Regions from separate parts of the Mus musculus genome. Here region 2 is linked to region 1. The links are chromatin loops, found by intact Hi-C in ENCODE. Cell type or tissue: left cerebral cortex. All regions are shown on one strand.

Region 1 (8,000 bases):
ATACTTTGAAGTGCAAATTGGATCTTAACTTTCAATATGGAGCCTGTCACTCAAGACACTGTTGGTAGCCTTTAGGTGACTGAACTAATCTCATGCCAAGATAGAAGAATAAATTTCAAAGTAATTTGTAGAGTAAAATGTGAAGTATAACTTTCAGGGAATCAGAATGATGTCCTTTATTAATTTGCCACATGGGCTCAGAATATGTAGTAAAATTCCTCAATATATTCCTTGAGCTCTGCCTTTGCAAGACCCAGAATAATTTCCAGTGCGAAGTCAGTGATAAAGCTAATATACATATATTTTGCAGTTTGGAGCATCATAGATAGGCTTTCCAATTATTTTTTAGTTTCAATTAGATTGGTAAATTTCCCTGTAGCTCATCTCAGTCTAATCATATAATTACATTCCATTTAAGTGAAAATGACTAGCTAAAAATATTTGCATGGGAAAAAAATATGCTTCAGATGATGAAAGTTTTCTCCAACCCTCTTTCTTAATATTCCAAACAAGATTTCCAGTGTTATTATTCTCTGGATCACAGATCATGAACCAAACATTATGCCAGAATATTGAGCTGGAGTAATCAAAATGCAAGTAAAAATAGACTGTAACTTTCAGAGTTGTGCTTAGTGCTTAGAAAGCTAAACATTACACTCAGTTGCCTGCCTTAAGCATTACTGGTCTCAGTGCCTGTGAAAAGTAAGGATGTCTGCACCTCTGTTAAAGATGGCTGACAAACGCTTGGTTTCCATCGTGTCATTGTTAGTGTGGACTTTCCTTCTCCGGAGCCACTGGCATATAAAAGTAATAGCCCCCATGTCCTCTTATGGTTACAGTGCTACATATAAGACATGTTGCACCATGTTGAAAATAGGAAAAGAACAAGGACAACAGCATTGATTCCTTTGGCAAGGCACATGCAGAGAAAGTGGTTTTATTTTTCTCTGCAGTCAAACTCCAGTATTTAGCCGCAGTTAATGAGGTCAAGTAGTCACTGTGGGAGGACTGACAAGACAATGCTTGCAAAATCAATCACTAACCTTATTCCGGTCATGACAGACTTGCTTTACTGGTAGTTGATGATATTACTGTCCCAGCTAATGAAGACGATCTATGGCTTTAACACATCATTTTTCTATAAAGCTATCCTAACAGGACAGTTAAGTCATATTTGTGGCACCAATCCTCTAAGCCTACCCTAGAAAGTGGTTCTAAAATCTACCTAAGAGTTCTGTGGGATTTTTTTTTTTGCCTCATCCATGTGTCAAATTTCTGACTTTTTTATTATTCAAATAAAATTTGCAAAGAGTAAAAAAATATAAAATTTCATGAGTTTTACCTTTTTATCAACTTAGTCATCATAAGAACAAAAAATTTAAGGCCATTCTTATGAGTCATTTTGAATGTTGCTTCTCTGACTGATGTATTTACTTTAATTTTAATTTTAACGTACTGGTGATGCATGGTACTGTACATCTTTCATGTATCTTTTCTCCATTGTTGTCTCTTCTTTTGATAACTGCCAACCCTTCAGCTGTCTTGTTTTTATTGGCTTATTTGTCTTTGTCTGTTTTATGATGAGGAATGACTAACATTTGAAAATGTATCAATTTTAAATGTCCACTCTGCTACATCTTCCCAAGTATCTGCTCTGGCGCCACCACTTGACTGAAGATTTAGACATTCTCATCTTCACCGAAGCTTTTCATCTCCCACCAAATCTATACTCAACACAAAACAACTGCATTTCTATATCTAAGTAACCGATTCTTTGGGTTACATAAACATGGAATTTAAAAGAGCACAGCATTTTCTGTGCCTGGGTTCTCTCACAGGATGAATCAGTGATGACGTTTATTTATACTATTGTCTGCATCACTACGACTTTAAATCTTACTCCTTTGCTTAGACTTTACTAAGTCTTACTCCTTTGCCTAATCACTGTAAATAGCATTGCCTTGTTTCAAGTCACAAGGTATTATAAGCAAAGCTGCTATAAGGGTCCTTATAAAAATCTTGGTAGACATGCTTAGATTTTTCTTGAGTCAAGACCTAGGAAGATAAAGGAACGCACATTGTATGGATCCATTTCCATAAATAATTACATGTATTTTATTTTTATATTCAGATTATATTATAATAAATGACTATATGATTATCTGAAGCATATGAAGTGTTCTTCTCTTTTGTCATGTATGGTGAAAGGAAACATTTCTCTCAGTGGGCAGAGCACTTACTGTTGTCATCCCACTTCTTCCTTATATGGTAAACTAATTGTCCCTATAGGTTCAGCAGAGATTTATTTGCCTCTACTTTTTAGCATCCCACATTTGGTTTGTAGAAATAGCTGTTTTGCCTGACAATTTTGTTGTTTCTGGTTTTGATTGGCTGATTAGCTTTTGGTTGTTTTATTCTGTTTTGGTTGGTTTGTTGGTTGCTTGCTTGGTTGGTTAGTTTGGTGTGATGTGGTGTGGTGTGGTGTGGTATGGTGTGGTGTGGTGTGGTGTGGTGTGGTGTGGTGTGGTGTGGTGTGGTGTGGTGTGGTGTGGTTTGGATTGGTTAGGAGCTTTATAACAAGGTCTTTATAACACACCCTAACCTAGTGTGAAATCCACTGGATAGCGATGGGTGGATAGACCAACCTCAAGACCTCAGCTTCCCAAGATTTGAGACTACAGGCATATAGCCCCATTTCAGGCAAGTTTATCCATTTTTAAATTGAATCTTAAGATTTTTGCTTATTGACTTAGTCATTCTTATATTTATTTTCAGATCTACATGCTGAAGACTCATTTTCCTTTCATTTTCTGCTGATCTTACAGTGTTGATTCTAGCAGGAACTGTTTATCAAAGTATAATTTTATTTGTTACTCTCTAAGTTGTGTCTGTGTTCTGACCCAGAAGTTATTGGAGGCATTCTTTGTATAGTTTTGAAATACTTTGTTGTTTGAGGCTTCAATTGATATCCATGATAAATCTCAAATTGCTTTTTACAGACAGAATCAGATTGATATCAAAGCCAACTCTTTCACACATTCATCTAGTTGCTTCAACACCATGTACAATTTTTAAAATCACTTGCCAAGAATTCAGTTGCTCTTTTGTGAGAGAGTCAACTTCTGGACCATCCCTTTTGTTTGTCACTTGCATTTATCTTTCCACTATGCCAACAGCACACTATTTTGACACCTATAGTGTTGAAAGAAATGATGGGATAAGGTGGTGAATGTCCTCTAACATTGTTCTTTCTTAAGAAAACAGGCTATTCAGCATTGCTTTTTTTGTTTTGTTTTTTTCATGTATGTTTTTAAAGTGGGATCTATTCAAGGAGCTCATTTGAATGTGGTGAATTACACTGAATTTTGAGATGGATTTTCATCTCTTCTTTAAATGCATCCTACATATCCATCTGGCACTATTTCCCTTTATTCTAGATAGCTTTACTTTTAGTTTTCCTTGTAATGTATGTCTGAGCCAAATTTTCTCAAAGTGTTACATTTTAAATATCTTCATTCACTTTCTTGTGGAGTGTTCTTCCTCTGGGAAGACAAAATTCTGTGATGGCAGCCTATTATTTTCTCTCAGTAAACGTGATCTCAATAAACTTCTTTCAGTAAACAAGATCAAAAAAGATATTGTTCCAAGATTATTTCAGCTGAGTCATCAGTACTTAGCTTGCTGTTCTCATTTGTACCACATGAATTTGTTTGCTTGTATAATATTTATCTTATGACACATCATTATGTAAAGTCTTTCTAATTACTCTACCATATTTCACACAACATTTTGGAAATATAAGTTGAGATTTCTACTGCTTCAAGAAGCTTAGGAATATTATAATTTAAAAGCTTTTCAAATATTTCCTTTGCTCCATCAATTCTCTCCCATCTATTGCTGGAAATATATTCTAGGCTAGTGGTTGTCAATTGTGGATAGTTTTATCCTCCAGCCACCATCCAACCATGTCTAGACACATTGTCAGTTGTCAAAATCAGAAGTTGTGCCTGACATCTGGAGTGTAGAGACCAGGGGTCCATCTATATCTAGCAGTACATGGACTGCTTACTTAAGCAAGTCACCATTGAGGTCAACATGTCTACTCTATCAAAGCTTAGATGCCAGGTATCTTCCCACAGTTCCCATCAGCTCTTTATTTCACTTATTTGCCTTTGTTCTGATATTTTCTATATTCATCCCCAATTGTATTAATCCTTTCATGTGCTATATTGAGCTATTATAAAAAAATTGATATTTTTATATCTATTATTTCTATATCCTTACTGATGTGTGATATTTTACCATGTCTTTTCATGTCATCTTTCTGTATTTCTCCATTAGAAAATGTAGTAATGTTACTATATTTACATTAACGTGTCTTCTTGATAATTCCAATATGTAAGCCACCTCTACACCAAGTCCATTGACTTTGACTAGAGAGTACATCTTTTTCTACGATTATACAATAAGAAATGTTATGTAACAAAGCAATAGAGTGAAGCAATTAATATCAGCCCATCACCAAATAAAATAAAATAAAATAAAATAGAAAAGTAATCTTAGGCTGCCAGCCTAGGTCTGAGTGAACTTAGTCAAGTTTGGCCTGTGAAAATTGTTTTCTTGAGTTACTACTGTTTTAAATAATGTAAAATAAGCCAATTCCTTATATTAAGGCAGATTAAATATGGTCTATTGGAATTTTTGATTTACCAATTAAGACTTTCAAATAAGTTGCTAGCTTTCTGAACAAACTTACACGTCTCTTACTGGTTTACAGTGTGGCAAATAATAGTTTTTATATTGGTGACAAAGTGTTTTGCTTTCTCCCCACTGCTCTCTGGAACTGGGCGTCTTTTCTCAGCCTAGCTGCTCAGGATAATACTGAACAGTGAAATAAGACAGAACATGCTAGATAAATAGTGGGAAGAAAGCTCTCTCTTTTTTCCCATTGGAAAATATGGCATCAACTGTGAGGTTTTTTGGTACTACCACTTATTAGACTGAGGACATTTACCTCTGCCTTCAGTTGGCTGAGGTAAACACTTTGGTAAAATATATTACATAAAAATTTAAATTTGATTACTCATTTGCTTTATTCTATTAATAGACAATTTCAAGTTGATTTTCTGAATTTTTTATTTTAGACCTACTTAGTGAAAATGTCTCACATTTTTTTGGTCTGAAGCTCTGTTAGATTTTATACACATGTTTTTGTTTTTATAATCACAGAGAAAAGAGGCAAAAAAAATCCCTACACTTAAAAAAGTTATTATGTTTGCTCTAGCAACCCACTATTTCTGTTTTCTTTTATTATTACCTTTTCAGAAAATATGAAATAGTGCCATTTATAATATTTTAATATCATGATCTTTCCTTAATCCAGGTACATTTATGGTTTGTCTTTGTTGTTGTACAGATCACTTGTTCATTTTATTATTTAGTATTCCATTAGACTGATTTATCAAGGAAAAATTAATCTTGTATTTGGTAATGATTTGGTATAATTTTGCTGCATCTTAGGCAAATTGCTAGGTATGTTTGCTACATTTTTTGTTAACCAATATCATAATTCTATTTATGAGGGATATTTTGATAGACATTACTTTTCTTACAACAGCAATATCAATTTTGTATATTGTCTTAGCCACAGTTCTATTGCTGTGAAGAGACACCATGACCAAGGTAACTATTATAAAAGAAAGTGTTTAATTGGATGCTGGGTTACAAGTTTCATATGTAAAATCAATTATCATCATAACAGGGTGGCAGGCATTGAAGCACAACCTGAGAACTACATCCTGATCCATTAGTAGAGACAGAGAGACTCTGGGTTTGGCATGGTCTTTTAAAACCTTAAAGCCTACTCCCCAGTAGCACACTTACTCCAGCAAGGCCATATCTCCTTTAAAATAAAAAGTTTACTTATTTATTTATTTATTTATTTATTTACAACTCAAAGACTGCTCCCTCCAGCCCCACTTCACTGATACTCTCCCTCTTTCTCCTCTGAGAAGATGGAGCCTCCTACATATCCTTTGACCCTGGGGGATCAAGTCTCTGCCAGAGTAGGCACATCCTCTCACACGAGGCCAGACAAGGCAGTCCTGATGGACGAAGGGATATCACAGTCAGGCTACAGCTTTAGGAAGAACCTCCATACTTCACGGACATGAAGGAGTTAAACAAGAAGTAAGGCCCAAGCAAGAATGCCTAAATCATACCTAAAAGGAGAAAAAAAAATAGTCCTCAGAGATAGAGGGAAGGAAGTGTGTGGGAGAGGGAGGGGGATGAGGGGAAGGATCAGGTGACAGGAGAGAAATCCTGAGGGCCAGAAATATGAATGGAAATCTCCATGTGCCCATGGGGTGAGAGTGGAGGGATCTTTAGGAATACACAGAGACCTGAGATGGAGAAGGCTCCCAGGAGTCAATGCCAGTGACCTTAGTAGAGATGCATAACAGTAGGAACATGGAACCTGAACAGGTCATCTTCTATAGCAAGGCCATACCTCCAAATCCTTATAATCCTTCCAAATAATATTCTCTGGTGACTAAGCATTCAACTAAGTGAGGCCATTCTTATTCAAAGTACCACATACTGTTCACACAACAATTAGAGAGGTTGCTTACATTCTAATTCCTGAAATATTTATATAGTATAATCAGGGTTTCTTCAAGAGTAATCATTAAATATTGGAATATTTATATTGTGTTTATTAAATATTTGTTGATATACTACTGAAGCCAGAATTACTTGCAAGAAAAGTTTAAGTAACAAAATTATGGTTATTAACAAATTGAGTGTTTAGACTTTCTTCTAGAGTTTTAGAATATGATTTTCAGTGACTTCTTCAATTTTATAAAGGTTTTAAATTTATAATTATTTATAATTATATATCTAATAATGGCAATGTGTTTTTCTTTATTATTGTTCAGACTTACAAAGAAATTCAAATTATGTAATTATTTTCAAAGAACTAATTTATCTTGACTCAAAGTTTTTCTTTTCTTCATTTCTTATTATATATTAAATTTTACTTTTATTATTTTTCCTCCTCTCTTTTCCTTGTATGTGTTTTTTTTTAAATGTTGGAACTTGCTTATGTTGTTTGGTTCAATTTTAATCTTCCATAATTTATATATTTGAACTACTTATAAAGTGTTCTGCAGCATATAAATGTTATCATTCACTTCTCAATTTTTTCTTTTCTTTTTGACATTGATATTGGGCCCATGGGTTTTATCCTTTTCCTCAAAATATTAGCTATATTTTTATTTACAACCCCAGATTTTATATATATATATATATATATATATATATGCCTACATACCAATAATTTTAATCATTTATAATCTAGTGAGACCTATTCAATAGTCAGAGAAATGGTCTGTAAAATGTCATTGGCCTGTTTGATAAACATTTATTATTCTGATATTAAATATAAATTTAAGTACTAGCTAAGTCATGTTGCATGGTTATTTTTTCTTGTATTTTGAATATTCACTAATTTTTTGTTTGTCTGCTTTCTTAACTACTTAAAGATAGATAATAAAATCTCTAGATATGATCTGCATTTTCCCTTTAGTTCTAGTTTTCTGCTTCATGACTTTGCAGCCCCATGACTGAAAACATTTGCATTCTCTCTTCCTGATGAAATATTTTTACTACTTTGAAAGGTAAGTTTGTCCACTTGAGTACTTTGTGTTGTAATATTTCCTGTTATGAGTAAAGACATCTCAGATTTATTATGTTTGCTCAAACTCAGTGTATAATTTGTCTTTCTTTCACCATCAACCTGTCTTGTATACACTTGATGTACATTTAGCTTAGACAGCAAATAACTTGACCATACTTTCATTATCTACACTGACAGTCTCCATTTTCTATATTCAGTGTCTTCTCATTTACATTAGATGAGTACCTGTAAGTTAGACTTATGTCTAACATTTTGTTATTTGTTTTCTATTTATGACATACTATTAGATTTCTTTTCAACTTTC
Region 2 (8,000 bases), 71 kb before region 1:
ACTGTTGCGCGCACTCAACTGGCCAGGAAGAACGATGCTGCTACAGGATCCTTCTGCACACGTTTATTCAGTCCTGTTTCTTCTTTTGACATAGTCTCTTGTTTATATCTCCCCTGTTTTTATATCTCCCTTGTTTATATCTCCCTTGTTTTTATATCTCCCCTGTTTATATCTCCCCTGTTTATATCTCCCCCGAACCCTGGGCCTCTCACTCCTTTTATACTCTCTCATCCACGCACCGCAGGCCACGCCCCCTCGCCAGTCACGAGGCTTCAGCTAATCAGGGCAGCAGGGGCAAATCTCCACCAAATTGGATTCACCTGTATCCTGGTACACCTGCGCAGCACTCAAGATGTTTGTGTCTTATATGAGGAAGTCAGGTGCAAGTCATATGACTTAGCTGCAGTCTCTGGCGCCTTTGGGACTGCCGCCACACCCGCTCCCCACAATTCCCCCTTTTTTCTTTTTTGGCAGAGAGAATGTCTGTAGATAGCCCCCAGCAGCCATGCCCCTTACCCGTCCTTGGGTGACAAACAGCATTGGTTTGATCCCTGTCTTAGGTTGGTGACATGCCCAGGGAGTCTTATCACTAACTACCTCTCTATTATGCCAAGCCACACCTGGGGAGATTGTGTTTTGCTTGCGGCAGGTGCATCAAAAGGCCAGGATGTTACTTAATCTATGGCCAGATCTTAATTGCTGCAAGCAAGCCTCATGGGTGAAGGTAGAGGTCTGATCCCCAGTGTGCAAGCATAGGGGCCCTACACAAAACCATCCCTTAGGCTCATCACCCAGAGAGGTCTTGGCCAGCTCCCGTGTCGTTTTTCCTGGGGGAAGGGAACTAGGACACTGAACCTTCATGCAATCAGACATGCCTTCCACAGGATGCCAACAGCAAGCTATCCTCTGTGCAGTGCTTAGCCTCGCACCCCACGGCATAACGCAGCATAATTTCTTTTAGAGCGGCAAACCGAATCTGAGGAGATTGTCCCGCCTCCACTGCAGCAAAAGCCTATGCTACCATGGCGAAAGTGCGGGCCTGCACACTCTGCACCTAACACATGTGCCCAACACAAAACACACACACACACTATAACAAGCATACATCCCAGGGCTCTCATCCCCGCTCATCTTCCCTGAAGCAAGGGATAGATGGCCAGCGGGGCTATCTCTTTAAGGGGAATTCAGGGATCAAAAAGCGTGGAAAAATGTGAACGTCATGTCGAGCTGGTATCGGCTTCTGGAACACTGAAAGGATCTCCCATCTCGGCTCCATCGTTTGTGCTTGTGGGATCATCCACCACATCCACAGGGGCAACTGGATCAGGAGCCTCATTCTTGCAGCGTCTCACCAACCTCTCCGGCACCCAAAGAGGTTCCGTCTGGTCCTGTGGAAACACACAAACAGACCCTCTCGCCCATGTCAACACCTGATCTGGTCGATCCCAGGGGGGATGGACACAATACCTCGTGGTGATGAGACCATAACCTCAATCACCTGTGTGTCCATCTGGGGAGTCAATATGAGAGTCAAGTTTTCACTAGCTTCCCCTCTGTTGGGCAATGATTTCTGTGCCCTTATGGCAATCTGATTCACCTGCTTAAACACCTGTACTGGATATCCTGACTATTGTTGTGCAAATCGACCTTGATCAAGCAGCATATCTCTATCCCATGCAAATTTAGCTTGATCAGTGAAAATAGGACATCCCAGCAAGGAGAATCTATCCTCTTTCCAGACCTCCGGACAGAAGGTCTGCCTACAGGTGGCTGCTGAGGAGGCATAGGGAGGCGGCAAAAAAGCTAATTCGCCTTCCTCCTCTGCCTCAACTCTTTTATTTTGTCCTTTCTGTTCACCTGATAACACTGTGTCTCCTTTCTTTTTCCTTTTTCTTTTTAAGCCCTTCTCTTCCTCCGACATACTTTCTTGTTGCTCTATAAGGATTTTCTGACCTGTCTTGACTGCCTCTACACACAGTTTCAAACAGTAACAGAGTCCATATATCAGAACAAACAAGACCAAAACTATCAGACCTACCCACAAAGGGTCAATGGGAGAAAAAAGCATAACTACACAGCGAGGATCTATTGATCACTACACTGAGGTTATCATAGTTCCTTAACTTGTCCCCAAACCGGGAACCTTAACTTATCCCAAAACCGGGAACCTATCGTTACTTTGTGCCTGCTTCCTGGCAACTTTATATTCCCCTCTATTTTATCCGAGGTCCTTCCCAAACTCCTGGGTTACTTTGTGCCTACTTCCTGGCAACTTTATGCTCACCTCTATTTTATCCGAGGTCCTTCCCAAACTCCTGGGGTCGCAAGTTTCACTCACCGTGAACTTACCCTGCTGGCAACCACTGACTGCTGAAAGTTCTGAACTCGGTGGGGGAGTCAGTTCCCCGTACGGGCCACCAATTGTCGCGCCCGCTCTCGACCAGCAAGAACGATGCGACCACCAGTCCTTCTAACAGCAGTTTACTCAGTCTTCATCTTTCTTCTTTCTCTTCATCAGTACCGTTCCCCAGCTGAAGAGTTCTGAATCCACGCCGGATCCTTCTCAACAGTCTGTTTTACGGGAACTTTTATTAACCACTCCTTCCCCGTGATGCAGTTCTGAATCCTCCCTGTAGCAGGGGGTCTTCGCTCATGCCTGAAGATGTTTCTTTTCCCGGGTTTTCTCGTCCCAGGTCTTCTCGTCCTAGGTCTTCTCGTCCCGTCCCGAGTTTTTCTTCCCGGGTTTCCGGCACCAACTCTTACGCGCGCTCAACTGGCCAGGAAGAACGATGCTGCTACAGGATCCTTCTGCACACGTTTATTCAGTCCTGTTTCTTCTTTTGACATAGTCTCTTGTTTATATCTCCCCTGTTTTTATATCTCCCTTGTTTATATCTCCCTTGTTTTTATATCTCCCCTGTTTATATCTCCCCTGTTTATATCTCCCCCGAACCCTGGGCCTCTCACTCCTTTTATACTCTCTCATCCACGCACCGCAGGCCACGCCCCCTCGCCAGTCACGAGGCTTCAGCTAATCAGGGCAGCAGGGGCAAATCTCCACCAAATTGGATTCACCTGTATCCTGGTACACCTGCGCAGCACTCAAGATGTTTGTGTCTTATATGAGGAAGTCAGGTGCAAGTCATATGACTTAGCTGCAGTCTCTGGCGCCTTTGGGACTGCCGCCACACCCGCTCCCCACATTTCACTATTATTCCCATCTACAAAATTTAATAATGTGTGGTTCAAAAGTGCTATTTTATCCTTTACTACTCATTAAATGCTCCTATTTATGTAGTTTCAAATCTTGGTATAATGTTTATATAACCTCTTTATTACTGCTAGGCATTCATATAGTCTCCAGTTTATAAACCTTGGATTTTGAACCTTAAACTTTTCAGTTTACTTATTTTTTAATGTTGTCCATTTGGAAACATGTTGCTTGCTCCTATCAGATTTTCTTTTGTGTATGTTTATTTTCTTAGAGAAAGATTATCTCTACAGATACCCTTTTCAACAGGCAATCTTATAATGTTGTGAAGCAGGTATACAGTGTACTTAATTAGATTTTCAGTCTTTCTGGAATTGATTTATCAGTGCATGAAGCAGATACTTTTTTTTTTCAAAATTGTTTCTTATCTGAGTAACTACAACATCACTTTCTAGAGATTTATTGTTATATGCATGCATGTGTGTCTATGTGGGTATAGGTACGTATATGAAGAGTTGTTCAGAGACCAGAAGAGAAAGTCAAAATCCACAGGAACTGGAGTTACAAGCAGTTGATTTTTAATATAAACTTTATTGTGCATGTGATTGGCTGTACTTTCTTTTCAGCATATGTTTAGGAATGGAATCCCTAGTTATAATGGTTCCATATATTCTGCTATAGTACTTACCATTAAGGAGTTTTCAAAAGAGATAATACAATTCAAGTTTCACTGGTGATTTATGAGGACATCAATTTTCCCTATTCTCACCAATAACTCACTCCATTCTAGCCACTGAGGTTCTGAATAGCCATATTTATATGAGAATTTAACGAATTATTTAAAAAGAGAATTAATGTTATCAGATAATTTGTAGTGTTTAGTGTTTGTTACACAGTTTTGTGAAAACAACTATCTTTTGTCTAATTTTTTTTTGTGTTTGTGGTCTCTTTTTTATGAGTAGGTAAAAATTATATATTCTAGGTGTATAGATAATTTGAGTCTTTTGTGTTCTATGCTATTATGTATCTGTATCCATTTATGTTCTCACTTCACTGAGCATAACATGTTAAAATAGCATCTGCTGGTCCCATCTGCCCAGGAGACAAGGTTGCACCTGTCTACTGCCCAGCTAGTTGACTTTGCGGATGACATCTTTCTTTATTTCTCTTCTGAACAACAGGTGTGCTTATTTGTCTTCCTTGGGGGAAAAAGGCCAGTAAAGAAAATGACTTGCTGGCAGAATGCTATAAAAGTTTCCATTTTTCTGAATATGAGGAACCCTGTATGCTGCCAACGATGTCTGCTCCAACTACAGGGAAAGTCAAGGGAATGACCTCACTGGAGTGTACTGAATCCCGTACAGAAACTTCCTTTCTGTGTTTATATTTTCACCTGTGTCTGGGTTATACATTGTCAAACAGTCTCCAAAGCTAAAATGAGTCACGTCTAAATCCTACTACAGACAAGGAAAATCCATTCCTGCATGTCTTCAGATACTAATTATGGCATTTGTTTGATTTCTAAACTGGCAAAACATGACATTTTCCTCGCCAGTAACTCCTTCAGCCACTTGGAATTTGTACAGTATCATTCTTGTTTCTAAAGATGGGAAAAATGATTTTACTTGCATTGCTGAAAATAAGGCCAAAGAGCAAGTACCCTTAGGTTCTCCTCATCATATTGCAGCTGTCTAGGGTAGGAAAAGTCCCAGTGAAATATTTAGAATCAGATGGACTTCCACATGGGAACCATCCTTTGCATCACTTTCAATGTAACTAAAATTCGTCTTTTTGAAAGCAAAGCAGATTCTAAGAGTGTTCATCCATACTCTGTTACAATACTCTCATAGGTTGTTTTAAATTTTAAGTCTCTGAATTTTTCATATCATTTTGTTCTTATGTCATAAATTCTCTCTTTTTCTCTCTGCATGTATTTATTTGTATTGTCTCTTGAGCTTATTCATTTCTTACTGTTCTATTAGGGATAATCTTTCTGCAGAGCCGAAACTGACCTTGGATTGCTGAATTTCCTTGTCTCCTGATGATAAGTATGTGTTACCATGCTCTGAAGCTCACTTGAGTGAGATTCATCCAAGTATAAGAAAAAAACAGAGCACAGTATTGTTTCTTCCTTCTCCTATGAAGAAGGCAAATGCCCCAGAGATGCCTCTAGTCGCTTGCCAAGGGATAAAAGTCTGGTTATCCATGTATTAGAAGCTAAATGGAGTAAAGGAAAAAAATCCACCAACATTTGCATATAAATTATTTCTGCTTCTCCATATAACAATATGCATTAGCTCACAAGAGGAAAGTGTATGTGTATACAGCCTATCCACCCCCTACACCAATGTCTCCAGTGCCCAAATGCTTACCTGAGATATACTTTTAAATATCATCAGATCTTCTTTAATGACAAATTGCTTCACTCTTATTTCCATATGCACTACTAGTTTCTATTTTTTTTTAAATATGAGTTTAATTTTGATTCTTTCACAGTGTTTTCTATTTCAAGGTTAGTGCTGGCTAAGTGGGCAGCCCATGGCCATCTGCTTTCTAGCTTCCAAAATGCCACCATAATTGGCTGCTCTGTCATTATGAATCTAGGTCCTAAAAAACTTACTTATGATCATAGCAATGTTTGAAAGAGTAAATTGTAGCTATATATTCATTAAATACAAATAATAAAATCTATCCCCTTATTGAATTCTACATGGAAAAATGTAGTTTATTATACAAAGTAATAAAAAAAGTAATTCTCACCAGAAAGGTAAGATCCTATTGTCTCCAATGCTATAATATAAAATGTGAGCTAAGATGTATAGCAAAAGTAATTATTGGATGATTTTCTTTTACTCACCCCAAGTACCAGGGACTGTAATTAAAGTCTAAAGATTACCCGTTATATTTCCTATGCATCTACTGTGATTCTGCAGGTAAGAGTAACATCAAAATAAGAAGAAATTGAAGAAGTTATGGAACAACAAAAATGTACTATCCTACTAAAAATAAAAGTCAGAGACTACAACTGTCATAAAGAAGAGACAACAAGGAAGATAGCATGTGTCACCTGATGTAGGTATAAGTATAGAGTAAACATAGCAAAGTATTGAACAAAAAATATAGTCAATACTTGAATATAACAGGAGGTGTAGAGGAGGATATATATCATATTAAATGACATATGATCGGGAAAATAGTAGATGAGGGAAACAATATCACTGTCCTCCATGACCATTTCAGCACAGGTACATTGTACAGTACAATGGTCACATGGGGATAATCCATGCCTGAAGTATACCTTCTGCAGTATTTTAAACTTTGGCTTCATATTATTCTAGATTTCTTTACATTTTAAATAATCAAAATATAAATACCAGCATGAGGTAAAGGACAAATATTTTGGACAAGAGTGCTCTTTCACCTATTTCTTCAACAAATAGATAGCAGATAAATAAAGAGAAGAAAGGAGACCAAATAAAAAATTTTTCAACTGCAAAATTTGCATATCAAGACGGCAAAAATGTAAAAAATGTAAGACATTGTTTGGCAGAATATTTGGGGAAAAGTGATTATTAATGTGTAATTAATGATGTTAAAATAATTGTTATTTTGCACATGATCTGCTGTGTGGTTACATTTAAGATTATTTTACATGAAACATTTATATAAAATATCCATAAAATAAATTATAAGGTTATTTAAATTGGTTTCAACACAGGCCAAAATGAAATAAATGTCCAGACAAACCAGGAGCAGATGAAATGAAATTGTGATTTGCTCATTGTTGAAACTGGCGGCACATAGGTATTACTCTCAAATATGCTTGAAAGCCAGCACTCACATTATTGCTTTAGTGTCCTATCCAAGTTCCAACTATTCAGACTGTATCATATAACTAGGGCTAAGATGCCACAAGGAAAAGAAAGACCATAGTCAATGTTTTTGAAAAAAGTTGTGTGTAGACAGTAAAGTGAAAGAAGACTCCCTTTTATTATTTGGAAGAATTTACAAAATAATTATTTCAGATTTTATGAAAGCATTGATTGATCAATTAAAAGGCTCAGAAATTTGGAACTTGTACATGAGCAGACACTGAAGCTGCAGATGCAATTGGTACAAAAATACACATCCAGTCATGGACCTCTTCCCATGTCGCATTTAAAGTTCAGTACAGCCTAGTTTGTCTACTGTGTGATCAAAATGGAGCTTTCTCTTGAGCAGACATTCACTCATCATAAAGATCGTTTGGAGAGGCCTTAAAGGGTGTCATTAGATCTCAATAATTGTGATCAAATAGAACAGCTTGAGATTCATAAGACAACAGAAAGCACAAAGACTGTGGCAGATAATATATTTCTGACCAGTATCTGAAAACTGCCACATGAACTTTAACAAGTTTAAATGATTAAATATCTTAGTTTAATCACTAACCTCAGGATTATACCTTTACCTTTCTTTTACTTCTTTATGATATTTGTCCTGCGATAAAGAGCAGAGTACAAATTACTAAAGACTATGTTTAACACATTAAAATACTTTACAACTCTGGCGCACGCCTTTAAACCCAGTACTCGGGAGGCAGAAGCAAGTGGATTTCAAAGTTCAAGGACAGCCTGGACTACATAGTGAGTTCCAGGACAGCCAGGGCTATACAGAGAAACCCTGTCTCAAAAAAAAAATACTTTACAACTCAAAATTTGTACTAAATATATTATTATCTTTAGCTCACATTTTAAAAATTGTGTGTGTGTGTGGGGGGGTCTACTCATGTGCTTATCTTTGCACACAT

The links. Peaks named below come from ENCODE experiments on the same cell type or tissue, not always from the same donor. Only the 100,000 strongest peaks of a DNase experiment are listed, where the experiment ranks them.
Region 2: a loop joins it to region 1, with 2.6 times the contacts of the local background. A loop is called at or near these places in 2 of 42 quality-filtered maps.

Annotation. Positions count from the first base shown.
Region 1 is chr12:43,638,319-43,646,318 of GRCm38, forward strand. The region is part of intron 1 of Gm33384 (a long non-coding RNA gene); the gene reads right to left. Among named protein-coding and RNA genes, the nearest start is that of Gm26326, 100 kb to the right of the region's middle. In left cerebral cortex, no CTCF peak of the experiment used is centred here; DNase peaks (open chromatin) are centred at 3,238, 3,519 and 3,973; H3K27ac peaks cover 786 bases.
Region 2 is chr12:43,567,644-43,575,643 of GRCm38, forward strand. No RefSeq gene overlaps it. Among named protein-coding and RNA genes, the nearest start is that of Gm26326, 170 kb to the right of the region's middle. In left cerebral cortex, no CTCF peak of the experiment used is centred here; DNase peaks (open chromatin) are centred at 4,755 and 5,733; H3K27ac peaks cover 862 bases.